5 separate regions of the Homo sapiens genome follow, and regions 2, 3, 4 and 5 are each linked to region 1. The links are chromatin contacts, found by Hi-C or POLR2A ChIA-PET in ENCODE. All regions are on one chromosome and are shown on one strand. Each heading gives the region's core, a stretch centred on a gene start or an enhancer-like site at or near the end of the contact. The rest is flanking DNA. Distances are from core to core; before and after follow the strand shown. Region 1 holds the start of CEP131 (centrosomal protein 131). Region 2 holds the start of MCRIP1 (MAPK regulated corepressor interacting protein 1). Region 3 holds the start of ALYREF (Aly/REF export factor). Region 4 holds the start of ASPSCR1 (ASPSCR1 tether for SLC2A4, UBX domain containing). Region 5 holds the start of PCYT2 (phosphate cytidylyltransferase 2, ethanolamine).

Region 1 (4,704 bases), core at 1,374-3,873:
AATAAGCCAGCAGCACCCCAGAGGGAGCCTGGGCCACAGGCCATTGTCGATGTGAGCCAGGTTCTGCCATCTACCCCACACCGTGATTCTGAGAAAGTCACTGCCCCGAGCCCCACTGTTTTCTTCTGTAAAAGGGACATTTGATTTATTTTTTATTTTATTATGTTTTTGAAACAGAGTCTCGTTCTTGTCACCCAGGCTGGAGTGCAGTGGCGCGATCTCGGCTCATTGCCACCTCTGCCTCCCGGGTTCAAGCGATTCTCCTGCCTCAGCCTCCTGAGTAGCTGGGATTACAGGTGCCCGCCACCACGCCTGGCTAATTTTTGTATTTTTAGTAGAAGTAGAAACGGGGTTTTGCCATGTTGGCCAGGCTGGTCTCGAACTCCTGACCTCAGGTGATTCGCCTGCCTCGGCCTCCCAAAGTGCTGGGATTACAGGCATGAGCCACCGTACCCGGCCCCTAAGTAAAAATACACATTTTAAAAAGGGGTTGCGTGTTGGCCGGGCACAGTGGCTCACTCCTGTAATCCCAGCACTTTGGGAGACCAAGGCAGGCAGATTGCCTGAGCTCAGGAGTTCAAGACCAGCCTAAGCAACACAGTGAAACCCCACCTCTACTAAAAACTTCAAAAAATTAGCCGGGCGTGGTGGCGAGCGCCTGTAATCCCAACTACTTGGGAGGCTGAAGCAGGGGAATTACTTGAACCTGGTAGGCGGAGTTTACAGTGAGCCAAGATCGTGACACTGCACTCCAGCCTGGGCAACATAGCGAGACTCCATCTCAAAAAAAAAAAAAAAAAAAAAACGCGGGAGTGGTTTTGTGAGGTCCAGACAAGATGCTGGTCTCAAGGCCTCAAGGCTGCACCGGGCAAACACTCCCTGGGTAATGTGTTATTCCAGCAGGGGACGGGGGTTCTGACGATCGATCGAGGGGATTAGCTTGGGGATGCTGGCTTCCTTACTTTGGAACTTCTCAGAGCAAACCCTGCCGGCCCCCAGCCCGTCCCCACATGGCACCTCTTTCTGAACGAGTCTTTCTGATCTTTCTGAACGGGTCTCAGCTCGTGCATGTGCCCCTGCCAAAAACCCTGCAACAGCTTCCTAGGCACAGAGAATAAAGTCTACACATCCAACTCCTGCAAGATCTGGCCCTGTACTCTCTGTGACCTCGCCAGCTCCCCTGCTGTGCCCCTTTGTTGTGGCTTTAGCCAACACAGCCTCCCTGGTTCTCCTCAAACTCAGCCAGCTTGGCCCCGGCCAGTCCCCTGCCTCTAGGTCTCAGGACACTCCCTCCCTGCACTCAGAGGCCTTCCTTGAGCACCCATCACTCTTCACTCCCCATCCGGCTCGGACTCCCTTCCTGTGGCCGCACACAGTTGGTTTATGAATTGTGTGGCTCCTGAGCAACCCCAGCACCTGCAGGGAAAGGCACTCAGCTGAACCCGTAGATGAACGGGAGAAGCTGGCGCCAGGGACCAACCTCGAGAATTACCTCCCTGCCACGGTGGCCTCCAGTAGGCCAGCAGGCACCCAGCCTATCGCCCAAGGTCACCCTGGGCTTCCTTCAGCCCGGCACCCCACAGCAGGTCCCCCAAGGTCCCTTCCACGGAGCGATGGATACCCCTACTCCCTAGAGGCTGACCCTGCCACTGACCAGGTCCCAGTCCTCAGTTATGCACTTCCGGCTGTGCGGAAGAAACTTAACACCCTCCTCCTGCAGGGCACTGTCCACCCCTGGCTGGACCCATGCAAGCCCTTGGAGCCCAGGACTCTGCTCTCCCAGCCACACTTGCAAGCGGCTCTGGGATGGCGAACGGGGCCTCTCCATGGAAACCTCCAAGCCAGAAGAAGGGAGGCCTGGGAGGCCACTACATCTTGGATAAAACTGTGTCCCTCCCAGGACCTGAAGGGGCGGGGACTGATGACCAGCGCCAGGACCTGGTTCCCAGGGTGGGCTGACCCTGACCCTGACCCTGACCCTGGACAGAGAGGCCAGAGCCCACGCGCAGAGCAGAGCCCTCCACTTGTCCTCAGGGCAGCTCCCATCTCCCCATTTTCCCCAGGGCTTAAGGCAGCCGGGCCAGAGATGCCGGGACTGGACTCCATGTTGTCCTGGGGACCGGAGGGGAGTGGAGGGAGGTGGAGAGGGTGGAGGGGATGGAGGTGGGGACCCACACCCTCAGGCACGAGCCTGTCTTCACCTGCGCGGGCCCCGGACCTCCCTCACCTGTGCGCACCCTGGATCCCCCTCACTTCCCCCGGATCCCGCCTTCAATTGCGCGGGCACCAGATCCCCCCACTCACCTGTGCGTGCCCCGGATCCCCATCACTTCATCACTGGACCAGGGCCTCCCACCTGCGCGGGCTCCGGACCCCTCCAACCTCCGTGCGCCCTGCAACCCCCTCCCTTGCCCGGGCCCCCCTCACCTGCGCGGGCCGGGGGCGCAGCCGCGAAGCCTGCCTGGCGCGCGGGGCCTGCAGATTCGGCCGGCGGGGAGGGGATGCGGAACCAGTCGCGCCCAAACCTCGGGTCGGCGACCTGGCGCCCCGCCACCCCCAACACTGCCCCGAGGCCCGGTGACAATGAAGCGGCCGGACGGCCGGGGTGAGCAGCGGCGGCAGCTAGCAACCAGCCTGGCACCACCTCCCCAGCCCGTCACGCCGGCCCGCCTTTCCTGCGCGCGCCGACTCCGGATTGGCCCTTCACGCTCCCGCTCAGGCCGTCCCGGGAGCTCATTGGGCCGCTCGGCTGTCCTTCGGGAAGTTCAAGCGTGGGAGGAGCGGCGGATGGCTGAGGGACGCGACTACAGAGAGCGGCCGATTGGACGCGGCTGGAAAGGGGCGGGTCATATAGGGGGCGGGGGACCGAGGGCGGCGGGAGGAGCTGGCCGGGCAGGGGCGGGGCCCCAGCGGTTGTGGGCGGGGCGTGAGGTGGGGGTGTGATGGGCGAGTAGGGCGAGGCAGATGTGGGCGGGGCAAGGCAGGTGTGGGCGGGGCACGCAGGGCCTGGGGAGGAGACACCAGGGAGGGCGCGAGGAGCACGCGGCCTCGGCTCGGCTCCCCGACACCCCCAGGCCGCCGCACTCCCGCGGCCCGGGGCTCCCCCAGTGTCCTAGGCCGCTCTGTCCCCACCCACGTGCGCGACTCCCCTCGTTACTCAGTACGACTGCGAGGGCGTGTGGGCGCCTTGCTAACCTCCCTGACCTCCTTCCCTTCGCGCTGCTTTGTTGTTTTTTTTCCTTCTCCAAAGTTTTAACGCTGCGCCCCGTGCGTAGCCGCTCTGTGACTCCCCCTCTCTCCGGGAGCCCTGGGGATTCCGCCCAGGTCCTCTCCAGGGAAGCCATCCTTCCCCTAAAAGTCACAGCACACTGGTCTCCCCTGCCCCCGCTTTTTAAAAAGTCCAGTGCTCTGTAAAATAAAAAGTTTGGTTTCAGTAAAATCCACATTTTTTGGTGTGCAGTGGAGTTGTGTAACTTTAGTTACAGAACATTCTCCCTCCGGATCCCGTACCTGCTGACTGCTGGTGGCGGCTGCTCAGTTCTCTCTGTTCTCCATCCCTAGAGGCAGCCTTTTCCAGAATGTCACACAAAAGGGATGTCGCGCAGCGCGCCTGTGGGTCTGGCTTCTACCACTTCGCATTTTGAGATTCATGCTGGTTCCTCTTTATTGCTGAGTGGTATCCTGTAACCGGTGTGAACCACCGGTTCAGATGGTTTTATTTATTGATGGTTTTATTCATCAAATGAAGGACGCAGAGATTGTTCCTGGTGCTTGGCAATTATGAATGACGCTGCCATAAACATTCACTCATCGGCTTCTGTGTGGACACAACTTTTCATTTCTCTTGTGTAAATACCCAGGAGTGGGGTTGCTGGATCAAATGATTGTTTATAAGAAACTGCCGGCCGGGCGCAGTGGGTCCCACCTGTAATTCCAGAACTTTGGGACACTGAGGTGGGCGGATCACCTGAGGTCAGGAGTTCGAGATCACCCTGGCCAACATGGCAAAACCCCGTCTCTAGTAAAAATACAAAAAAATTACCCGTGCCTGGTGGCGTCTGCCTATAATCCCAGCTACTCAGGAGGCTGAGTCAGGAGAATCGCTTGACCCCAGGAGGCAGAGATTGCGGTGAGCGGAGATCACCACTGCACTCCAGCCTGAGCGACAGAGCAAGACTCCATCTCAAAAAAAAGAAAAAGAAAAAAAAAAGGAAACCGCCAAGCTATTTTCTTTTTCTTTTTTTTCCTTTTTTTTCCGAGATGGAGTCTCCCTCTGTCGCCCAGGCTGGAGTGCAATGGCATGATCTTGGCTCACTGCAAACTCCACTTCCTGGGCTCAAGCAATTCTCCTGCCTCAGCCTCCCGAGTAGCTGGTATTACAGGCACATGTCACCATGCCAGGCTAATTTTTGTATTTTTAGTAGAGACAGGGTTTTGTCATATTGGCCAGGCTGGTCTTGAACTGCTGACTTCAGGTGATCCACCCACCTCGGTCTCCCAAAGTGCTGGGATTACAGGCGTGGGCCACCACATCGGCCTACTAAGCTATTTTCCAAAGAAGTTGTACAGCTCTACGCTCCCACCAGTGCCACAGGTGTTGCAGTTGCTCCCCATCCTCCTCAGCTCTTGGTATTGTCAGGGATTGGTTTTATTTGTTTACTTATTTATTTATTTATTTATTATTATTTTTTTGAAACAGAGTCT
Region 2 (4,768 bases), core at 260-2,759, 610 kb after region 1:
TGCCTCCACTCTGCCTGCACCCTACAGCAGGTTTCTGGACTCCCTGAAAGACCCACTCCCTACTGATACCCATGTGGCTTTGCTCAGAGACTGGCCCTCCCTCCAGATAGGGAGGGGAGTCGCATTGGGTAGAACTATGTAGAACCTTCCTCCTCCAGGGGACCCAAGGGCTTTAGAGACTTCCAGGTGGGGAGGGGACAGAACCCCAGTCTCTGGCCTCCCAGTCCCAAATTCTTTCCCCCACACAGCCACATGCCTAAGAACAGGCCATGAGGTAACACTCCAGCAACGTGACAATAGTGAGGTTCCAGAGTTAGAATCAGTGACGCCATCGCTAGTCACCATGCTCCTCCGGAGTTTCTGAGATTCAAAGTTTCTAAGACTCCACTTTCTCTTCGTGTTCTGTGTCTTTTTCAGCCAACGAGGCTAGAAAATGATCTATTGCCCAAGCAGGCGCACGAGGATACGGCTGTCACAGCTGCCACACTGGCACCTCGTGGTCCCTTGAAGACCGCCCAGGGAAAGCCTCTAAGCGCTGCACCACCTCCTCACCCTCTCCCCTGGGTGGTGGCAGCAACAGCCTGAGCGTGTGCGCCCTCCTCCCCATCCTGATCCCACTCAAACCACAACCTCCCCTGACTCGCCCCAAATCCAGCCCTGTTGGCTCTTCCTTCACGTCCCACTTCCCACCCTCTCTACACGTTCTCGCCACATCCCACCCAAAGTCCACTCACTGGTCCCTGTTTACACCTCAGGGCCTTTGGTCAAGCTGTCTTCTCTGCCCAAAACTATCCTACTCATCCTTGGGGATCCAGCTGAAAGACCACCTTCCTGCGACGGCTACCCAGGGGCAGGAGGGAGAGAAGCACAGCCCGTGCCCCGTATGGCTCCCGCCCCCGCGGTCACAACCACCGCCCAGTGAGTGCCTAGAAGGCAGGCGGAGGCCCCGTTCTCCCCGTTAGGCCCAGCATCACCGCCCGGGGAGACGGGAAAGAGGGCAAGGCCGAAAAATGGACAGAAAAAGAATGCGGACGGCCGGGCCCGCGGCGCTCCGAGAATCGGAGGCATCCTCAGGCACGGTCCCTCCAGGAGACCGGGAAAGCGGGGCTCTGTCAGCCCCAAAGCCCCGACGGCGGCAGAAGGCTGGCCCGCTGCGAGCGTCCGGCGGCGCTGGGTCCCCGGCACCTGCCCCTGCCTGGGCGGGAAAGGCGCTCAGTCCGAGCCGCGCCCTCCCCACGCGCGCTCCCAGGCGCCCCGCGGGCCGCGCCCTCCTGCAGGTGCCGGGCGGGGAACGCGGGCCCCTCCCTCGGACCCCGGCTGCCCGGCCACTCCCCCGCGCCCGGCCCCGCCCGGCCCTGCAGGGCACCCGCGGCCGCGCGGCGACACCAGGGCGGGGCCCAGCCGCGCCCGCCCCGCCCCGCCCCGTCCCCGCCGCCCGGCGCCGCACCCGCCTCACCTCGCCCCGACCCGCCGCCACCGCCTCTTCCAGCTGGGAGGCCCCGCCGGAAGTGACGCCACCGCGGGCTGCACAGGCGCAGGCGCAGCGCGCTCTCACGTGACCGCCCGGCTGGCGGAGGGCGGGGGCGGCCGGGATTCCCGTGCGGGGTTGGGGCTCGTGGCGGAAGCTCCGGACCTCCCTGGCCCGAACGGTGAGCGCCGCCGGCCACTGGGAGCGGCCAGAGCCCAGTAATCAGGACACCACCACAGGGACCACGTGTGTAGACCCAGGCCCCCTCACCTGGGAGTCACGTTTATTGAAAAAGTAAAAAGTGTCACAGTAAAAAATTCACCTGGGGACAAAGCCAGGCCTAGGAGGGGTGGCGGGGTCGTGGAGGGACGGGTCCGGCCGCCCCTGGCCCACGGGTGGGGCACGTGCTGGCCCATGGGCGACGCGCGGCTTCTCCAGGGAGGCGGCCCTGGGCGCGGGGGCGGGCGGGCAAAGCTGGCTCAGTCCATCGTGGTCCCTTTGAAGAGCTCCACCAGCTCCTTGTAGTCCGGGTCGATGAGGTCGGAGGGCAGGTCGCCATCGTCGTTGGTTGCATCCCTGTCCGCTCCCAGGGAGATAAGGTACCTGGGGTGTAAAGGTCGCTCTGGCTGAAGCGGGGAGGAGCCAGGAGAGTGCTCGCCCCAACCCGGGTCAGAGGGCCAGAGTCCTGGGGTCACCTGTGTGTCCCCCACCTTGGGGTCCTAAGGTCCGGGTAGGGTGAGGAGGAAGAAACCTGACCCTTTGGAAGCTGTGGCCAGCTTTTCAAGTTGGTTCTATTGAGGACAAAGGCAGAAACAGGATTCCAGAAGCCTCTAGGGTTTGCAGGGTTCTTTTTTTGTTTTTTTTGTTTTTTGAGACAGAATTTCGCTCTTATCACCCAGGCTGGAGTGCAATGGCATGATCTCGACTCACGGCAACCTCCACTTCCCGGGTTCAAGTGATTCTCCTGCCTCAGCCTTGAGTAGCTGGGATTACAGGCGCGCGCCACCACGCGTGGCTAATTTTGTATTTTTAGTAGTGAGAGGGTTCTTGTCACGAACTCCTGACCTCAGGTGATCCGCCCACCTCGGCCTCCCAAAGTGCTGGGATTACAGGCGCAGGCGTGAGCCACCGCCCCCAGCCTCTAGGGTTCTTGCCGACACCACCCGGGCTACATTTTGGGGCTCCCATCCTGGGGACCCACTGAGGCCCGGAGGGGTCGGGTTCAAGCCTGTGTAGACCCAGGGCCCCCTCACCTGGCTATGTCAGGGTACCCATCGCTGCAGGCAATGTGCAGGGGTGTCCAGCCCGCCTCATCTCGCTGGTGAATGTCAGCCCCGTATTTGACCAGCAGCTTCACGCATTCCAGGTTTCCAGAGAGCACGGCTTCATGCAAGGCGGCCAGGCCTGGGCAGGGAGGACGGGAGGGGTCAAGACTGAGCCCCAGGTCAGGTCCTCCTTGCTGGCCTCTCCCACCACCCCACAGGCCCTGGCCAGCTCTTCCAGGCTTTGCTCACCTGAGGGGTGGATGGTGGCCAGGGAGACTTTCCGAGTCCGGATGAAGCGCCCCACCTGCTCCAGGTCACCCTGCCGGATGTGGTCCAAGAACAGGACATCATTAGGGAAACGCACGCTGCGATCAGCCAGCATCCGCCGCCGCCGCTGCCGTGGGCTGTAGCGGGCATAGCGGGCAGTTCTGCTAGGCATCTTGGGCGCTGTGGGGCAGGTTGCCCCTGGGGACCCTACTGCACTGGGGTTAATAATGTATCCGGTCCCGACCAGATCAGCTTGAGGGCTCCTGTCGGACGAGCCCCGGCCTCTGACTTGCTTATATAGGGCTCAGGGGCTATATAAAGCTGCACGGTCATCCTCCCCGGCGCGAGGGGCTGAAACTGAGCTGCACCCCCGCCCCGCACCCCAGATCATGTTTAGTGACTCATCTTTCAGCCCATCTGTCACCGTGCCCGGCCAAAGGGGTCAGATCATTCCTGCCTGTCGCTCCCTGCCCCACAGCTGGACCTAGAAGGTGCCTTACCGAGGGCAGGAGGAGGCACCGGTGCAGAACCCATGAGATAGCTAGGAACGCGAGATCAAGGGCACAGTAGGTACCAAGGTCATTGGAAGGGCTTTTGCTCTCTACCTCCTGGAAAGTGAGGGGCGGCCACCCCCTCCACATCTGCAGAAGCACAGGTCCACCGTGCTGTGGTGAAACAGGCCTTAGCCCCTCCATCTCCCTACCTGTCAGTTTTCACCTTCCAGCGTGGCTTGCCTCACTCTCAGTGGTTTTCCCAAAACTACTCTGATGGCCTAGGCAGGCGGATCATGAGGTCAGGAGATCGAGACCATCCTGGCTAACACGGTGAAACCCCGTCTCTACTAAATATACAAAAAATTAGCCGGGCGTGATGGCGGGCGCCTATAGTCCCAGCTACTTGGGAGGCTGGGGCAGGAGAATGGCGTGAACCCGGGAGGCGGAGGTTGCAGTGAGCCGAGATCGTGCCACTGCACTCCAGCCTGGGCGACAGAGCAAGACTCTGTCTCAAAAAAAAAAAAAAAAAAAAAAAAAATGACTCTGATGGTGCTGCTTCCTGCTCAGAAACCCCGCAGGCATCCTTGGCTGGGATCTCAGTGCCTCAGGCTCCTGCTCAGTCAGTCCTGCGACTTTTCCTCCACGTGCCTGGCTCCCCTGCCTCACACACCTGCAGGGGACAGGGTATTCCCTACACACTCATGGGTTCACCCTGCATAGTGTCTCTGCATTCCAGGTTTGACACACATACTCACACTTAAGGTGGTGTCCAGTTTGCTCTCCACGTTCAGGGACCATCACACCCTGGGTGGTGTGCTCTCTCTGCCCCGGCCCCTGTGATCTTACCTCTAGAAGCACAGCCAAGGGAATTTTTTTGTTTGTTTGTTTGAGTCAGAGTCTCACTCTGTCGCCCAAGCTGGACTACATTGGCGCAACCTCGGTTCACTGCAACCTCTGCGTCCCGGGTTCAAGTAATTATTTTGCCTCACCTTCTCGAGTAGCTGGGACTACAGGGGCATGCACCACCACGTCTGGCTAATTTTTGTATTTTTAGTAGAGACGGGGTTTCACCATATTGGCCAGGCTGGTCTCAAACTCCTGGCCTTGTGATCCGCCCGCCTCGGCCTCCCAAAGTGCTGGGATTACAGACGTGAGCCACTGCGCCCAGCCAAGGGAATTTTTAAAACTCGTGTTCCAACAGGCTCTTCATTGCTGGCTGCCTTTACTTTTGCAACAGCCCCAGTGGAGGTCCAAAGTAGGGCTTGGACTACAGG
Region 3 (4,879 bases), core at 1,075-3,574, 670 kb after region 1:
AAGCTGCGACCAGAGCGATCATAGTGCACAGCCGCCTTCTTCAGCGTTCCAAATTCAGCAAAGAGTTCCTGGGAGTTGCAGAGAGCAGTTGTCAGAAAAGCAACAAAACTGCGTTCCTTCTGGTGGCCCAGGGACAGGCCCTGGAAGCGTGAGTTGCTTTGGGGGTGGTTCTCTGGGAGGCAGGACAGTGGTTAACGGGAAATGAGGGAAGGGCGGGGCAGGAGGGACAGCAACTTCCAAGAGCACCTGGGTCTGAGGGCTCCTGCCATTGTGGGGACCTGACACGTGTACCACGATGCAGGTAGAGGAAGCTGCAAAGCCCACTAGCAACGGGCACAAAATTAAGCCACTATCCTCTTCAACAAAGGAAAATGTACAACACACCCAAGGGCTGTTCCAAGAAACGGTAAAGGCCAAAATCAAGAGCAAGGGAAGCAGTCCGATATCAGACCAGCTTGAAGGGCCTGTAGATTCGGGAGCCCTGACCCCAGCCCCTCCCCCAAAGGCAGATTCTGGCTCACCTTTCCCTCTCCTCCTACTCAAGCCTGCGGCAAAGTCTGAAGTCAAGCGCTGTCATGGAAACTGCCCTGACCTCAGGCAGGCTGGGAGTTGGAGAGGGAACCCAGAGTGTGGGGATACTCCGGCCGCAGGCACACAGCGGGAACTGGAGTTCACCAAAAGCGGTTTCCAGTGGATGCTAGAAACCACCTTAAAAAAAGTGTTGAGACACTGTGAGTGCTCACTGGCCCTACTCTGTCCTCCCAAGGCAAATGGCTGGGCTGTGGGCAACTGAACCCTGCCCAGCCATCTCCAAAACTGATTCCCAAAAAGTCATTTCTTAACCAGAAAACAAGTTGAAATGCCATTGGGATTCAATTTTTCTTTTTTTAAAAAAGAAAAGCTTCAACCAAAGATGGATTTGAGAGTCATGTCACTGACGGGACACGGCGGTGGGGAGTGATAAAACCACAGCGTACAAGGTCTTTATAAGACAGTACTCAAGGCAAACAGAGCCAGAAAAACAGACTCCCTGTGCTTCACAAGATACATAAAGAAGATTCTTTTTCTCACATTAACCCACTAAGACAGGCACAAAATTTAAAAAGCAACTGGGCTGGGTCTAACAGCCAAAAACCACTCACATTTGGTCAGTCTTTGTCCCTGTTAGAAACTGGAAGCCCTGGCAGGGGATTTTCACTCACAGAACCCATCTTCAGACTAACAGCAGCAGTTCCTCAGGCTCAGCTAGGCTCGCACCTGCCTGCGCACTGACCCCGGCTTTACTAGCACTGGGTCTGTCCTGCAGCCCTTCAGAGCTGGGAGGGCTCCCTTCGCTAAGGCGGGAAGGGGACTCAGGGCCACATCCCCAAAATCACGATCCGTCCTGTGCAGGGCGAACGGCTCACCGAGAAGCCCTCGTCTCTTACCTGAATATCGGCGTCTGAGACTCCAAAATCCAGATTGGACACCAGCAGTTTCCCACCTGTCTCCACGCCGGCACCACCGCCGAAGCCACTGTCGAAAAGATCGTGCTGCCACTTGTCGGGAAGTTGTTTTGGCTGAAAAAAAAACCGCAACAAGAGCAGATCTGTGAGTCTCAGTCCAGGGCTTTCCTGACCCTCACGGCTACTCCGGACCCTTCCTCTTCCCGGCCTGAGAGGATCCGGCCGAAACGGGGCCGCCAGCGCTCCCTCCGGCGCTGCAGCTGCCCCAGCCCGAGGCCGCACGGTCCCACCGCGGCCGCACAACTTCAGTTCCCTTAGACTAACTTCCCGCCGCCTGTGCCGCGCCCAGCGTCCCCTCCTCTCCTGCCACGAGGCCCCAACGTCCGGAACAAACAAAGAGCTGGGAAGGGTCTCAGCCTCCGGGACCGGACCCCGAAAGAACGACCTCGCTCCCGCCCACCACCCCCTCCGCGCCCACACGCACCCTCCGGACCTCCGGGCGGCCGCTCCACCAGCCTTATCCACCCGCCGGCCCGGGTCTCCGCCGCGAGCGGCCCCGGCCCCAGCCCCGGCTGGCCCCCTCCCACTCTCCGGCGCGGCCGGCCTCCGCACTCACCCTGCTGTAGGGCGCCGGTCGGTTCCTGCCGCCTCCGCCGGCCGCGCCGCGGGCGATGGCCGGCCGGTTCCGGATGGGCCCGCCGCCTCGATTCACTCGCGCGGCGGCCTGCGCCCCACCGCCGCGGCCGCCCTGGGAGCCGGCCCGGCCGCGGCCCCGGCCCCCGCCCCGGCCGCCTCGCTGGCTCCGGTTCAGTTTAATGATGTCGTCCAGAGACATGTCCATTTTGTCGGCCATGGCGGGCGCGGAATCGGGCATCGGCTCGAGCCCGCGCGTCAGCACGCCGGCACGTCACTTCCGGCGCCGCGTGAGGCCTTCCGGTGCCACGGCCTCGGAGCGGCTGCTGATTGGCCGCTGGCGGACGGCTGCGCGCGCGGGACGGGGTGAGGCGGGGAGGCGCGTGCGCACTGGCGTGCGAGACTCGGCGGGCGCTGTTGAGGGAGTCGGGCCGCGACTGTGGTCGTTTTTATACCTTCCCGCGCGGACGCCGGCGCTGCCAACGGAAGGGCGGGTAGGGCGGTGCGTGATTAGGTTGGCGAAGGTGCGAGGGCGCAGGGGGTGGGGCGGCGGCCGTTGGAGGCGGAGCCTACGCGCCCCTCCCTCCCCGCACGCTCCGCCCGATCGGCCAGGGCTGGGGGCGCTGGGGGCGCTACGGGCGCGGCGGGTGCCTGGGAGCTGCTGGGAGTCCTTGTTTCCGCTCCCGCCCAGGACTGTGCGCTCGGCTCGCGGTGGGGTCCGGCGGGCGCGGCTTCGGCGGGCGGCAGCCGCTGCAGACGAGCTGCGGGTTGGTTTTTTGGTCTCCACCTGCAGCCCCCCCAAGTCTGCACTGTCACATTTTGCCAGTCATATCCTTTACAAGTTTTCTTGCGGGCCGGGCGCGGGCCTCACGCCTGTAATCCCAGCACTTTGGGAGGCCGAGGCAAGAGGTTCGCTTCAGCCCAGGAGTTTGAGACCAGCCGGGGCAACATCGTGAGACCCCCATCTCTAAAAAAAAAAATGAGCTGGGCATGGTGGTGCACTTCTGTACTACCAGCTACTTGGGAGGCCGAGGTGGGAGGATTGCTTGAGCCCAGGAGGTCGAGGCTGCAGTGAGCCGTGGTGGCACCACTGCACTCCAGCCTGGGCGACAGAGCCAGACCCTGTCTCCAAAAAAAAATTATTTTTGCAACTTATTAATGAAAACCAGTGTGCCATTTCATTGATTTTTTTTTTTTTTTTTTGAGGCAGTCTCATTCTGTCGCCCAGGCTGGAGTGCAGTGGGGCGATCTCGGCTCACTGCAACCTCTGCCTCCTGGGTTCAAGCGAGTCTCCAGCGGCAGCCTCCCGAGTAGCTGGGACTACAGGCACGTGCCACCATACCTGGCTAATGTTTGTATTTTTAATAGAGACAGGGTTTCGCCATGTTGGCCAGGGTGGTCTTGAACTCCTGACCTCAGATGATCCGCCCGCCTTGGCCTCCCAAAGTGCTGGGATTACAGGCATGAGCCACCACACCCAGCCCATTTCATGGATTTTAAGTTGTTTTGAGATACTTGCTTTTGTTTTTGTTTTTTGAGTCAGGGTCTCCCTCCGTCACCCAGAGTGGAGTGCAGTGGTGTGATCTTGGCTCACTGCAGCCTCAAACTCCTGGGCTCGAGCTATCCTCCCACGTCAGCCTCTCAGGCAGCTGGTGCACGCCACCACAGCTGGCTTTTTTTTTTTTTTTTGAGACAGTCCCACTATGTTGCCCAGGCTGGAGTGCAGTGGTGCGATCTCGGCTCACTGCAATCTCTGCCTCCCAGGTCCAAGTGATTCCTGTGGCTCAGCTTCCCGAATAGAGCTGGGAGCTGGCGTGATCTCAGCTCGCTGCAACCTCCGCCTCCCAGGTTCAAGTGATTCTCTTGCCTCACCCTCCCGAGTAGCTGGGATTACAGTTGCCCACCACCACACCCGGCTAATTTTTTGTATTTTTAGTAGAGACAGGGTTTCAGTATGTTGGCCAGGCTGGTCTTGAACTCCTGACCTTGTGATCTGCCTGCCTCAGCCTCCCAAAGTGCTGGGATTACAGGCGTGAGCCACTACGCCTGGCCTCTAATTTTTGTTTTTTTGGTAGAGATGGGGTTTCACCATGTTGGCCAGGTTGGTCTCGAACTCCTGACCTCAAGTGATCCACCCTCCTCGGCCTCCCAAAGTGCTGGGATTACAAGCATGAGCCACCACCTGCGGCTAATTTTTTTGTATTTTTTGTAGAGACGGAGTTTCGTCATGTTGGCCAGGCCCATTTGAGATCTTTGAAGATATCCTCAACGTGAGGTAAAACCAAACTCCTGACTGTCCTGTGCTCCCAAATGTGATCTCCTTGTCCGTAAGGAGCTGAGTCCCTTCCCTTGGAGAGAAGAGTGTGCCCTTTCTCTAGATGGCTAAAGAAACCTCACAGATAGTTCTTTTTTTTCCTTTTTTTTTTTTTTTTTTTTTGGTAGAGACTCAGTCTCACTGTGTTACACAGGCTGGTCTCAAACTCCTGAGCTCAGGCGATCCTCCCGAGTTGGCCTCCCAGAGTGCTGGGATCACAGGTGTGAGCCACAAAGCGGATTGCTGCTGGGGCTTGCTGTTCTCCCGTAGCTCCCCTGCAGCCCTGACCCTCTGGGCCCAGAGCCCTTTACTTGTTATTTGTTTTAATAGAAACGGGGCTCATAGCAGGGCATAGGGGTTCACGCCTGTAATCCCAGCACTTTGGGAGGCCGCAGTGGCAGATCGCTTGAGGCCAGGAGTTCAAGACCAGCCTGGCCTACATGGTGAAACCTCGACTACTAAAAATACAAAAATTAGTCGGGCGTGG
Region 4 (4,526 bases), core at 2,027-4,526, 750 kb after region 1:
TGTAGAGCTGGGGTCTCACTATGTTGCCTAGGGTGGTCTCAAACTCCTAGGCTCAAATGATCCTCCTACTTTGGCCTCCCAAAGTGCTGGGATTATAGGTGTAAGCCACTGTGCCTGGCCAGAAAAAGTTTTTACATGTATATGGAGAGAGAGAAAGAGAATATGATAAAACAAATGGGGTGACATGTAAACACTGATTTATCTGGCTAAAAGATATACAGGAGGCTGGGCGTGGTGGCTCACACCTGTAATCCCAGCACTTTGGGAGGCTGAGGCGGGTGGATCACGAGGTCAGGAGATTGAGACCATCCTGGCTAACATGGTGAAACCCCATGTCTACTAAAAATACAAAAAATTAGCCGGGCATGGTGGCAGGTGCCTGTAGTCCCAGCTACTCGGGAGGCTGAGGCAGGAGAATGATGTGAACCCGGGAGGCGGAGCTTGCAGTGAGCCGAGATTGCACCACTGCACTCCAGCCTGGGCAACAGAGCGAGACTCCGTCTCAAAAAACAAAACAAAACAAAACAACAACTAGCTGGGTGTGGTGCTGCACACCTGTAGTCCCAGCTACTCGGGAGGCTGAGGCAGAAGAATCGCTTGAACCCGGGAGGCAGAGGTTGCAGTGAGCTGAGATTTCGCCACTGCACTCCAGCCTGGCGACAGAGGGAGACTCCATCTCCAAAAAAAAAAAAAAAAAAAAAAGATATACAGCAGGAATTCTTGCTTTTGCAAACTTTTCTTCTCTTTCTTCCTTCCTCCTCCCTCTTCTTCTTTCTTCTCCTTCTCCTTTTTTGAGACGGTATCGTACTACGTTGCTCGGGCTGGGGTGCAGTAGTTATTCATAGGCATGAATAGTGGTTCACTAAGGCTGGAACTTAAGTAATTCTCCTGCCTCGGCCACCGGAGTAGCTAAGACTACAGGTGTGAGCCACCTTGCTCGGCTAAGTTTGAAATAATATCAGGATAAAAGATCATCCCTCCTATCAAAAAAAGCATAGGAGCCAGCTTAAAGGAGGTCTCACTGGCCAAATTCGGACCAATTTGAGCATCAAAAAGAATGCTGACTGAATGAAAAAAATACATGAATTCATATTAATAAATATATATATTTCAAGATGGGGTTTCACTCTTGTCGCCCAGGCTGGAGTGCAATGGTGCGATCTTGGCTCGTTGCAACCTCCATCTCCCAGGTTCAAGTGATTCTCCTACCTCAGTGTCCCGAATAGCTGGGATTACAGGCACGCACCGCCATGCCCGGCTAATTTTTGTACTTTTTTTTTAAGTAGAGACAGGATTTCACCATGTTGGCCAAGATGGTCTCAATCTCTTGACCTTGTGATCTGCCCAACTCAGCCTCCCAAAGTGCTGGGATTACAGGCGTGAGCCACCGCGCCTGGCCATATTTAATTTTTTTTTTTTTTTTTTTTTTGAGACAGAGTCTTGCTCCGTCTCCCAGGCTGGAGTACAGTGGCGTGATCTCAGCTCACTGCGAGCTCTGCCTCCCGGATTCACGCCATTCTCCTGCCTCAGCCTCCCAAATATTTAATAACTTTTTAAAGAAGGGGAAGCTTGACCGAAAGTGACTATAAATGTAGAAGAAACAATAAACTTGGGAAGCCATGATTTTGCAGCTTTACGGTTTAACACTGAATCTACTCATTAACTGATGCTAAAACTGTTGGGCAAATGGTTATTGGGAAAACTTGATGCTTGTGGTCTCAGAGAATGACCTCACGCATGCCTTAATTACTCCACAAGGAGCCACGGACCTTGACCATGGAGGAATTCAGCAGACCCAAAGCTGACCAAGTGGTTCAACTTCACGTCCTCACTCATGGCCACGCTGATGTCCTGCACCTCCTGCTGACTTGTCACCTCCCTTCATCATTGCCCCAAACGTTTAACCAAGGATCCAGACTGTGGGACAGTCTAAGGAAAATAGGAACAGACTCTTCAAAAACGCCACTAAAGAATTAAAACCCACCAGGTGATGTGTGGCTCAGTAAGGTTCTGAGGTTGCACAGAGCATGGGACTGGCTGGCTGGATGGGAGGGCTATGGCTAGCCTGGGGCTTTCCCCAGGTTTCTCCAATGTACATAGATGTCCGTGTTTGTCAGCATACAGGTGTGTGTGGGTGACATGGATATGTCATCGACAGGAAGGCACAACAGCACCCATGCAGAGATGTCCTTAGACTCAGCAATGACTGCCGGGTGCGGTGGCTCACGTGTGTAATCCCAGCCCTGTGGGAGGATTGACTGATAACTGCACCAGTTCCCCCTTCCACAGGCTACTGGGCAGCTGAGCCCTAGCCAGGAGTCCGCAGAGACAGGCAGGCACATGGAGAGAGGAGTGCCAAGGCCCGGCTGAGCCATGGAGGTGGGGGGCGGGGCGGAACACGTGCGAGTGCTGTCCATGAGTGGCCCAGGTGCTGGGAGCTAAGCACATTCGACGGCTGCGAGTCAGGAGGGCAGCTCCTTCTGGAAGCCTGGAGCTGGTGAGGCCAGGTGCTTTCCCTGCTGCGGTGGCTGGCGATGGGAGTGTTTCCTGAGGCTGCCACCAAGCCCCTCCTCAGCATGGGTTGGTGCGGGAAGTCCTTGAGTGCCTGTGGGTCGGCAGGAGCTCCGGTGAGACTCAAGTTCGCTCACCCCACGGTTCTGAAACCGGTCTCCCGCCTTTCCTACCCTCAGGTTTAGGGACCGTCGCGGCAGCCCTAGGGCTGCCAGATTCTGCACTCCCATTTTAGGATGAAAGAAATCAGGTCTAGACTGAGGGCCACGAGTCCCAACACCCAGGGAGGATCCGTACAGGGGCGGGGGGACTGCCCCAAACCATAAGGTCAGGAGGTGGACGCTGACCACAGGGACAGGTGGGCAGGGAAGAGGCTCAGCTGCTGGAGTGGAGGAAGCCGGGAGGGTCGGGGGAGAGCAGGGCACCGAGCTGGGGACGTGTCAGGGACGAAGCGAGGGTGGGCGAGCGCGGACCGCTGGGACCCCGGGGCTCAGTGCCGCTCACCGGGGGTGACCGCGCGCCCAGCCCCGGCCCAGCCTGGCCCCGGCGAGCCCATCCAAGCCGCGCTTCCCGGAGGCAGAGGACGACCGCGCTTTCCGGGTCTGGCGCGGGCTTTGGCGGCCCAAGGGCGGGGCCGGGGCGCCGTGGGTGGGGAAAGGGCGGGGCCTGGCAGGACCCGGAAGTGCGCTGCGGCCCCGCCCCCTGGCCGCGTGGCTGCGCGTCCTGGCTGTTGCCGATAAAGTTGTTTGACGCCGGCCCGGCGGCGGGTCACGTGAGCGGAAAATGGCGGCCCCGGCAGGCGGCGGAGGCTCCGCGGTGTCGGTGCTGGCCCCGAACGGCCGGCGCCACACGGTGAAGGTGACGCCGAGCACCGTGCTGCTTCAGGTGCGGCCGCCCGCCCGGGGCGGACGGGTAGGCGGGCGGGGGGCGCTGCGCCGAGGCCCCGCCCATTGCGGTCGGCGTCCCGGTGTTCGGGGGCGGGGCCTCGGCGGCCAATGAGCGGCCTCCTGAGCGGCGGCCCCGCCCCCTGCTCGCCGTCACCTGCGCTTCCGCTGGGGTCCCGGGGGTCCCGGGGGTCCCGAGTGGGGGCGGGGCGGTGGCGAGCCTTCCCAGGGGTGAGGTAGAACGGCGCCGCGTGTCACCCGCATCGAGTACTCGGCGCCCGGCCGAGCCCAGCTCGCGAGGGCGCCGGGAAGAGGGAGGAGTGGAGCCCTAGACCCGCGTTCCCATTCCGGGGCGTCCCCCGGAGCGGGAGCCCGGGTTGCGCGGTGGCAGATGTCCCGGCCGTGGGGCCTGGAAGCGATTTTTGCCGAGTCACTCACTGCACTTTTACTTGGGCACCTTGTGACCGCGAATCAATTAAATGTAAAAGTATTGGCTGGGCGCGGTGGCTCACGCCTGTAAATCCCAGCACTGTGGGATGCCGAGGCGGGTGGATCACGAGGTCAAGAGATCAAGACCATCCTGGCTAAAACGGTGAAACCCCGTCTGTACTAAAAAAATACAAAAAAATTTAGCCGGGCGTGGTGGCGGGCGCCTGTAGTCCCAGCTACTCGGGAGGCTGAGGCAGGAGAATGGCGTGAACCTGGGAGGCAGAGCTTGCAGTGAGCCGAGATCGCGCTACTGCACTCCAGCCTGGGAGACAGAGCGAGACTCCATATCAAAAAAAAAAAAAAAAAGTATTTATTGAGCCTCTGCTGCGTGGGGGACCGTGAGGATCCGAAGGTGCACACGACTCGGAGTTTGCGGGAGCAGCCCACGGCGTGGGGTCCCCAGGCCTGGGCAGGTGGAGGGCGCAGCCAGGAGGCTGTTGGTGCCAGGCGTGCAGAGTGCGGAAGTGGGGCGCTCCCGCAGAGGCTGCGCGGGACCCCTTGGTGCAAGGCCACGGCTTTGGCTTTTTATGGAGAAGAGGGGCGGAGGCGGTGCAGGCAGTGGCAGCAGGTGCACAGAACCGTGCCAGAGCCAGGGGGTAGCTTGTGCTAGGCAAGTTTAAGGCAGGTTGCAGAACTACAGGG
Region 5 (4,391 bases), core at 613-3,112, 690 kb after region 1:
AGGTAGTCACCCATGGCCCGTGCCTGGCGCAGCTGGTTGGAGTGGCCGTAATGCACCATGTCATAGCTGTGGAGACAGAGAGAGTGGGTGGTCCCTGTGCCAAGGGTGGGGACCAGGTGTCCCTGTGGGTTAGGGGCAGAGCTTTGCTCCTCTGAGGACTCCTTAGGAAGCGCTCTGAGAAGCTGCTGCTGGGAGCCCTGGGACTGGGATTCGGAGGATGTAGGTGCTCAGCTCTCCACCCCACTGGCTCCTGGGCCTGACGGTGGGACCCCTGTGCCAGATCTAGAAAGGGTGGCAGGGGCAGAGATGTCAAGGCCTGGCTGGGTCTAGAGGACTGGTGGGTGCAGGACAGACTGGAGCCCACTGAAAGCTGCAGGGCCACGTGTCCTATCCCCTCACCAAATATCAACTGCCCTGGGCAGTCACTTTAAAATAAGCCGATGTTAACTCTTGGGGTAGGGTTGGATCCTAGACTACCTTGAGACAAGCAAACAGTCCCTGGGGCTAACCCAAAACAAATCCAACCACAAAATAAAACCCTGGGAATCACTGGCCCTGAAAATCCTGTCTCTCCTCCCTTACGGCCTCAAGCTCAGCAGGCTTAACGCTAAGGGTGAACAGCCACTGCCTTGCCACCTGGCTCGAGAGTTTTCATTCACAAATCTAGGTCTGCTAACACGTGAACTCTCAAGCCCAAAGCTACACAGCCCTGCCACCAACTGGGCCTCGCTGCCCTGGCTTCTTCGCCACTTCTTTACAGCAGCGGCCCATCCCCTCAAGTGGACAAAGCTGTCCCTGCCTCTCCAGGGAGAGGTGTGACCCTGGCAGCCCACACAGTGCACAGAGTTGCTCCACTGCACACCACTGCTTCCTCCCAGCACCCCTGCCACAGTGCGCGGAGCCCGGCAGACATGCTGGGTAAAATCTGGCGGGCCCATGTACCCACTGGACAGGCTGGAGGGGAGGAGGGGGCAGAGGCTGGGCCAGGGGAGCACAGTCTGGAATGGGGCTGGGGCCTGGTCAGGGCAAGGTCAAAGTCCACTGACACAAAGCCACATTCCTTTTCCCAGAGGTGACTCGGACACAGAAGACAAGGCCCTGCTTGCTCTCCTGGGAAGGGCTAATCAGATAGAGGCGCTTGCTTCCTGGATTCCATCCGGCAGGCACGTGAAAGGGTCAGAGGTAGCAAATTATCAGTAACGGTCGTCTTCCTTTCACTTGTTGACAACCCGAAACTTTTCTTAAAACAATGCCCTCTGACTGGCCAGGGAAGACCGATCGCATTCTAGCCCCGCGGAGGAGGACCCGGGAGCCCGCGGGCTTCACCGCGGGTCCCGGACAGGCAGGTCGCACCCGATGCCCACCTACAGGGACGCTCGCCCGGAGGCCAGGGGAACCCCTGGACCGGAGCCGGGCAAGCTGGTTGCTGGTGGTTACGGAGAAGCAGGGAGGCCGTGGCTCCAGATCTCAGCGCGGTGGCTGCACCGGAGAGGTCGGCGTGACCGGGCGGGGCCTCCGCCAGAGGTAGACGGGGTCGCCCACGGCAGGGCGCGGAGCCTCTGCAGCCCGACCCTCCCGGCAGGCGAGCCCCGCAGCCTGCCAGCCCCGGCCCATGCCGGACGAGGACGCCACCCAGAACGCGGGCCCGGTCCCCGGGCAACGGCTGGCGCGGCGCCCCGGAAGGAAGCCGGCCCCGGCGCCCCCGCGGCCCGCCCCGGCCCCGCGCTCACCAGCCATCGCACCACACCCTCACGGCGCGCCTGCCCCCCGGGCCCGGCTGCTCTGCGCCGCCTGCAGCCCCGCGCCCGTTCCGGATCATGGCCCCGCAGCGGCGGCGCGGACAGCCTGGCAGCTCCCGGCGACTCCGAGCGCCGCCGCCCGCCCCGCCAGGCGCACGCTCAGCGGCCGTCACGCGGGCCTCACCCGCTGCGCACGGCCAATGGCGTGCGCCGCTCGGCCCGAGCCCCGCCCCCGCCTCCCCCGCCCCGCCTCCCGCCCTCCGCCCCGAGCCCCACCCCCCGAAGGCCGCGCCCCACCGCACCTCCGCGCACGGCCAATGGCGTGAGCCCCTGACAGAGTCCCGCCCCCTCCAAACGCACAGCCAATGGCGTGTGCCGCGCTTTCCGAGCCCCGCCCCCCGACCCACACCTGGCCTCTCCGCACCGCCCACACCTGGCGCTCGGCTGGCGGGGCAGTGCGGCGTGGGGACCGTCCCACCGCCGCCACCTCCGGGAACCTCCACGGGGCGCTGTCCCAACCAGGGGAGTTTTTTTTCTTATTTTTTGGCACAATAATCTACAGTTGTCCCCTGTCCAACCAAGGGAGTTTTAAGCCACGACCGAGCTGCCAGGCGGCAGACCTGAGCCCGGGGAGCCCGCGCCGACCACTCGGGGACACCGGAAGCCAGTGCAGAAACGTTTAATAGAAATAAAAAGGTCTGCATAGAGCCGAGGCTCGGAGCCACCCCTCTGCCGCACATCCAGTACAGAGAGGATTCTATAAAGTTCACACTTTTTCATTAAGTAGTAGTAGAAATACGGTGAGGCCCTGAGACTGGCCTGGTGAGCGAGGAAAGGCCGCTGGGCGCTTCCACTCTGCAGGCCGGGGCTGAAATAACCCGAGTTCCGTTCTCACAGAAAGGTGCGGCTGCCACCTCTTGACACAGAGGCCGGATGGGCAGGTGTCCTCGATGGCCAGGCCGTATCAGGGTACAACCGCAGCAGTGCAAGGGGCTTCCTCAAGGACAAATGGCTAAAAATGTCACGGTGAAAATGTCATCCCCAAAGAGTTCGTTCTCCCTAGACCCGTGGGGGCAACCCAGCCTTCACCGTGACACTGGCCATCTGCAAAGTGCCAACTGTTCTTCATCGAGCACGTGATTACGTCACTTTCTTCCTTTTTGTGCGTTTTGTGCAGCCCCTGCCAAACCAGCCCCCTAGGATGGGGGCCGAGCTAAGCGGTGCACCCCGGTCCCCAGGCGGGGCCTCCTCTCTGCTTCTGCACAGCGACTTCCGACTGTGGCTGCCTTCTTCACCAGCACGCAGGGGAGTCGCCAGTGAGAAAATGGGATCCTGCCACCTGCCAAAAAGGGAAAGCGGCATCAGGCGGGCCTGGGAGCCTCTCGCAGTCACACCTGCCCCAGCTCGGGAAAGCTGTCTGCGGTCCCTGCCTTCCCATCCCCTTCCCTCCCGTGTCAACTGCGGCGGGGCTCTGGTTGGCGGCAGCTTCATTGTTACCAAGCTGCAGAACGGATGTGGGAGAGGTCACCTCTTAGGTGGTGACTCAAAGGTCGGCACCCACACTAGCTCGGTCTCCTCAAAACTCCGTGTCCTTGTCCACCACTGAGCGGCGTGCACACACAGGGTGGGGCAGCAGTGGCCCCAGGGCTGCCTCCGTCTCCAGGGATGAGTCACTAGCAACTCTGGGCCCCACCTTCCACTTGTACCGCTGGGGCAGGTGGACCAGACCCTCTCCCCCTTCCCAGCTGACTAGGGAGGCGTGGCCTACAGACGACCCCGTGAAGAAAGCATGTGTCTGACGGAGATGCAGAACCACAGATCATAACTTAAGATACAGATACGCACTGATAAGGAAAATGAGCTAAGTTAATGTAAAAAAAAAATACAGTACACGATAGCCCACATCACAGAACACCACACACATAACATACAAGAAGTGCCAGGCCCAGAAGGTGAAGGGATCCTTAATTTCTTGAACCCTTTGATTAAAAGAAGTTATTGATTTCCCCTATAAGACCCTGAAAATTCACAGAGAAAGAGAGTGTAAACTTTTTACTCAATACATACACCAAGTCTAAATTATCACAAATTCTGTATTAAGGCACAGTTTGTTTAAGCTTTCCCAAAGTACGCCAACTCCCAAAACCAAGCACACAGATTCTGTCTGACCAGAGCTGCCGAGTGCTCGTCCCCTCCAGATGCTTCCCACCAGGCATCTCGGAGAGCTCCACGGGGAGGCCTGGAGCAGGAGCACGCGGGCAGAATCCCTCTCCCCGCGGGGATTGTGTGTGCCACATCAGCCAGGGCAGGAGTGGCACACGCAGGGTCTCCGCCAACCACCGAGGTCAGGCCCTCTGGAGACCACCACGCTTCAGTCATGCCTCAGGCACCACTGCAAACACCTCAGAGCTTCCTCCACACTCAGCTCACGAGAGAAGACAGACAAGGCCCAGCACACAGAGGTGCGGGGAAGCAGGCTGCTGCAGCGGCTCACTCACCTGCTATAGGCGGGGATCTCCAAGCCCAGCTCGGCCATGAGGAGCCGCATGACGTCATCACACTTCCCATGTAGCTTCAGGGCAGCCCAGTCATCCTTCGGGGTCCACTGAGGACAGGGAAAGCCGAGTGAGAGTAACAGCAGCCCAACCCTTC

Evidence for each region. A loop is a pair of places that touch in the nucleus more often than their neighbours do. ChIA-PET counts read pairs that join two places held with the same protein, here RNA polymerase II (POLR2A). Pooled maps may share reads with other maps.
Region 2: a loop to region 1 is called in a map with no recorded cell type, with 18 times the contacts of the local background. The contact joins the promoter of MCRIP1 here to the promoter of CEP131 in region 1. A Hi-C loop is called at or near these places in 2 of 37 single-sample maps with no recorded cell type and 7 of 50 pooled maps. POLR2A ChIA-PET finds 5 or more read pairs at or near these places in 1 of 52 experiments (activated B cell).
Region 3: a pooled map shows a loop between it and region 1 (8-fold over the local background). The contact joins the promoter of ALYREF here to the promoter of CEP131 in region 1. A Hi-C loop is called at or near these places in 6 of 50 pooled maps.
Region 4: a pooled map shows a loop between it and region 1 (12-fold over the local background). The contact joins the promoter of ASPSCR1 here to the promoter of CEP131 in region 1. A Hi-C loop is called at or near these places in 1 of 37 single-sample maps with no recorded cell type and 8 of 50 pooled maps. POLR2A ChIA-PET finds 5 or more read pairs at or near these places in 2 of 52 experiments (HEK293 and naive thymus-derived CD8-positive, alpha-beta T cell).
Region 5: a loop to region 1 is called in a pooled map, with 10 times the contacts of the local background. The contact joins the promoter of PCYT2 here to the promoter of CEP131 in region 1. A Hi-C loop is called at or near these places in 8 of 50 pooled maps. POLR2A ChIA-PET finds 5 or more read pairs at or near these places in 2 of 52 experiments (A673 and activated T-cell).

Annotation. Positions count from the first base shown.
Region 1 is chr17:81,220,342-81,225,045 of GRCh38, forward strand. It overlaps CEP131 (centrosomal protein 131), which reads right to left and starts at 2,624. Exons shown (of 26, transcript NM_014984.4): 1 at 2,428-2,624. RefSeq lists enhancers at 985-1,655, 1,656-2,325, 2,326-2,995 and silencers at 2,357-2,686, 2,847-3,216.
Region 2 is chr17:81,831,782-81,836,549 of GRCh38, forward strand. It overlaps MCRIP1 (MAPK regulated corepressor interacting protein 1), which reads right to left and starts at 1,510. Exons shown (of 5, transcript NM_207368.5): 1 at 1,457-1,510. PPP1R27 (protein phosphatase 1 regulatory subunit 27) reads right to left here and starts at 3,269. Exons shown (of 3, transcript NM_001007533.4): 1 at 2,983-3,269; 2 at 2,722-2,872; 3 at 1,711-2,071. The coding sequence starts at 3,172. The coding sequence ends at 1,948. RefSeq lists enhancers at 1-487, 1,514-2,027, 2,541-3,053, 3,054-3,566 and silencers at 1,129-1,688, 1,799-1,918.
Region 3 is chr17:81,889,262-81,894,140 of GRCh38, forward strand. ALYREF (Aly/REF export factor) reads right to left here and starts at 2,325. Exons shown (of 6, transcript NM_005782.4): 1 at 2,062-2,325; 2 at 1,428-1,559; 3 at 1-68. The coding sequence starts at 2,319. ANAPC11 (anaphase promoting complex subunit 11) reads left to right here and starts at 2,462. Exons shown (of 4, transcript NM_001002248.3): 1 at 2,462-2,580; 2 at 4,291-4,353. RefSeq lists an enhancer at 1-343 and silencers at 147-311, 2,342-2,881, 3,762-3,977.
Region 4 is chr17:81,974,353-81,978,878 of GRCh38, forward strand. ASPSCR1 (ASPSCR1 tether for SLC2A4, UBX domain containing) reads left to right here and starts at 3,277. Exons shown (of 16, transcript NM_024083.4): 1 at 3,277-3,396. The coding sequence starts at 3,295. LOC105371939 (a long non-coding RNA gene) reads right to left here and starts at 3,133. Exons shown (of 2, transcript XR_933953.4): 1 at 3,016-3,133; 2 at 1,616-2,605. It overlaps LOC124904087 (a long non-coding RNA gene), which reads left to right. Exons shown (of 2, transcript XR_007065951.1): 2 at 1,759-1,983. RefSeq lists enhancers at 1,889-2,662, 2,663-3,434 and a silencer at 2,913-3,772.
Region 5 is chr17:81,909,537-81,913,927 of GRCh38, forward strand. It overlaps PCYT2 (phosphate cytidylyltransferase 2, ethanolamine), which reads right to left and starts at 1,863. Exons shown (of 13, transcript NM_002861.5): 1 at 1,731-1,863; 2 at 1-66. The coding sequence starts at 1,819. SIRT7 (sirtuin 7) reads right to left here. Exons shown (of 10, transcript NM_016538.3): 9 at 4,238-4,344; 10 at 2,403-3,078. The coding sequence ends at 2,880. RefSeq lists silencers at 1,427-1,566, 1,727-2,016, 2,047-2,216.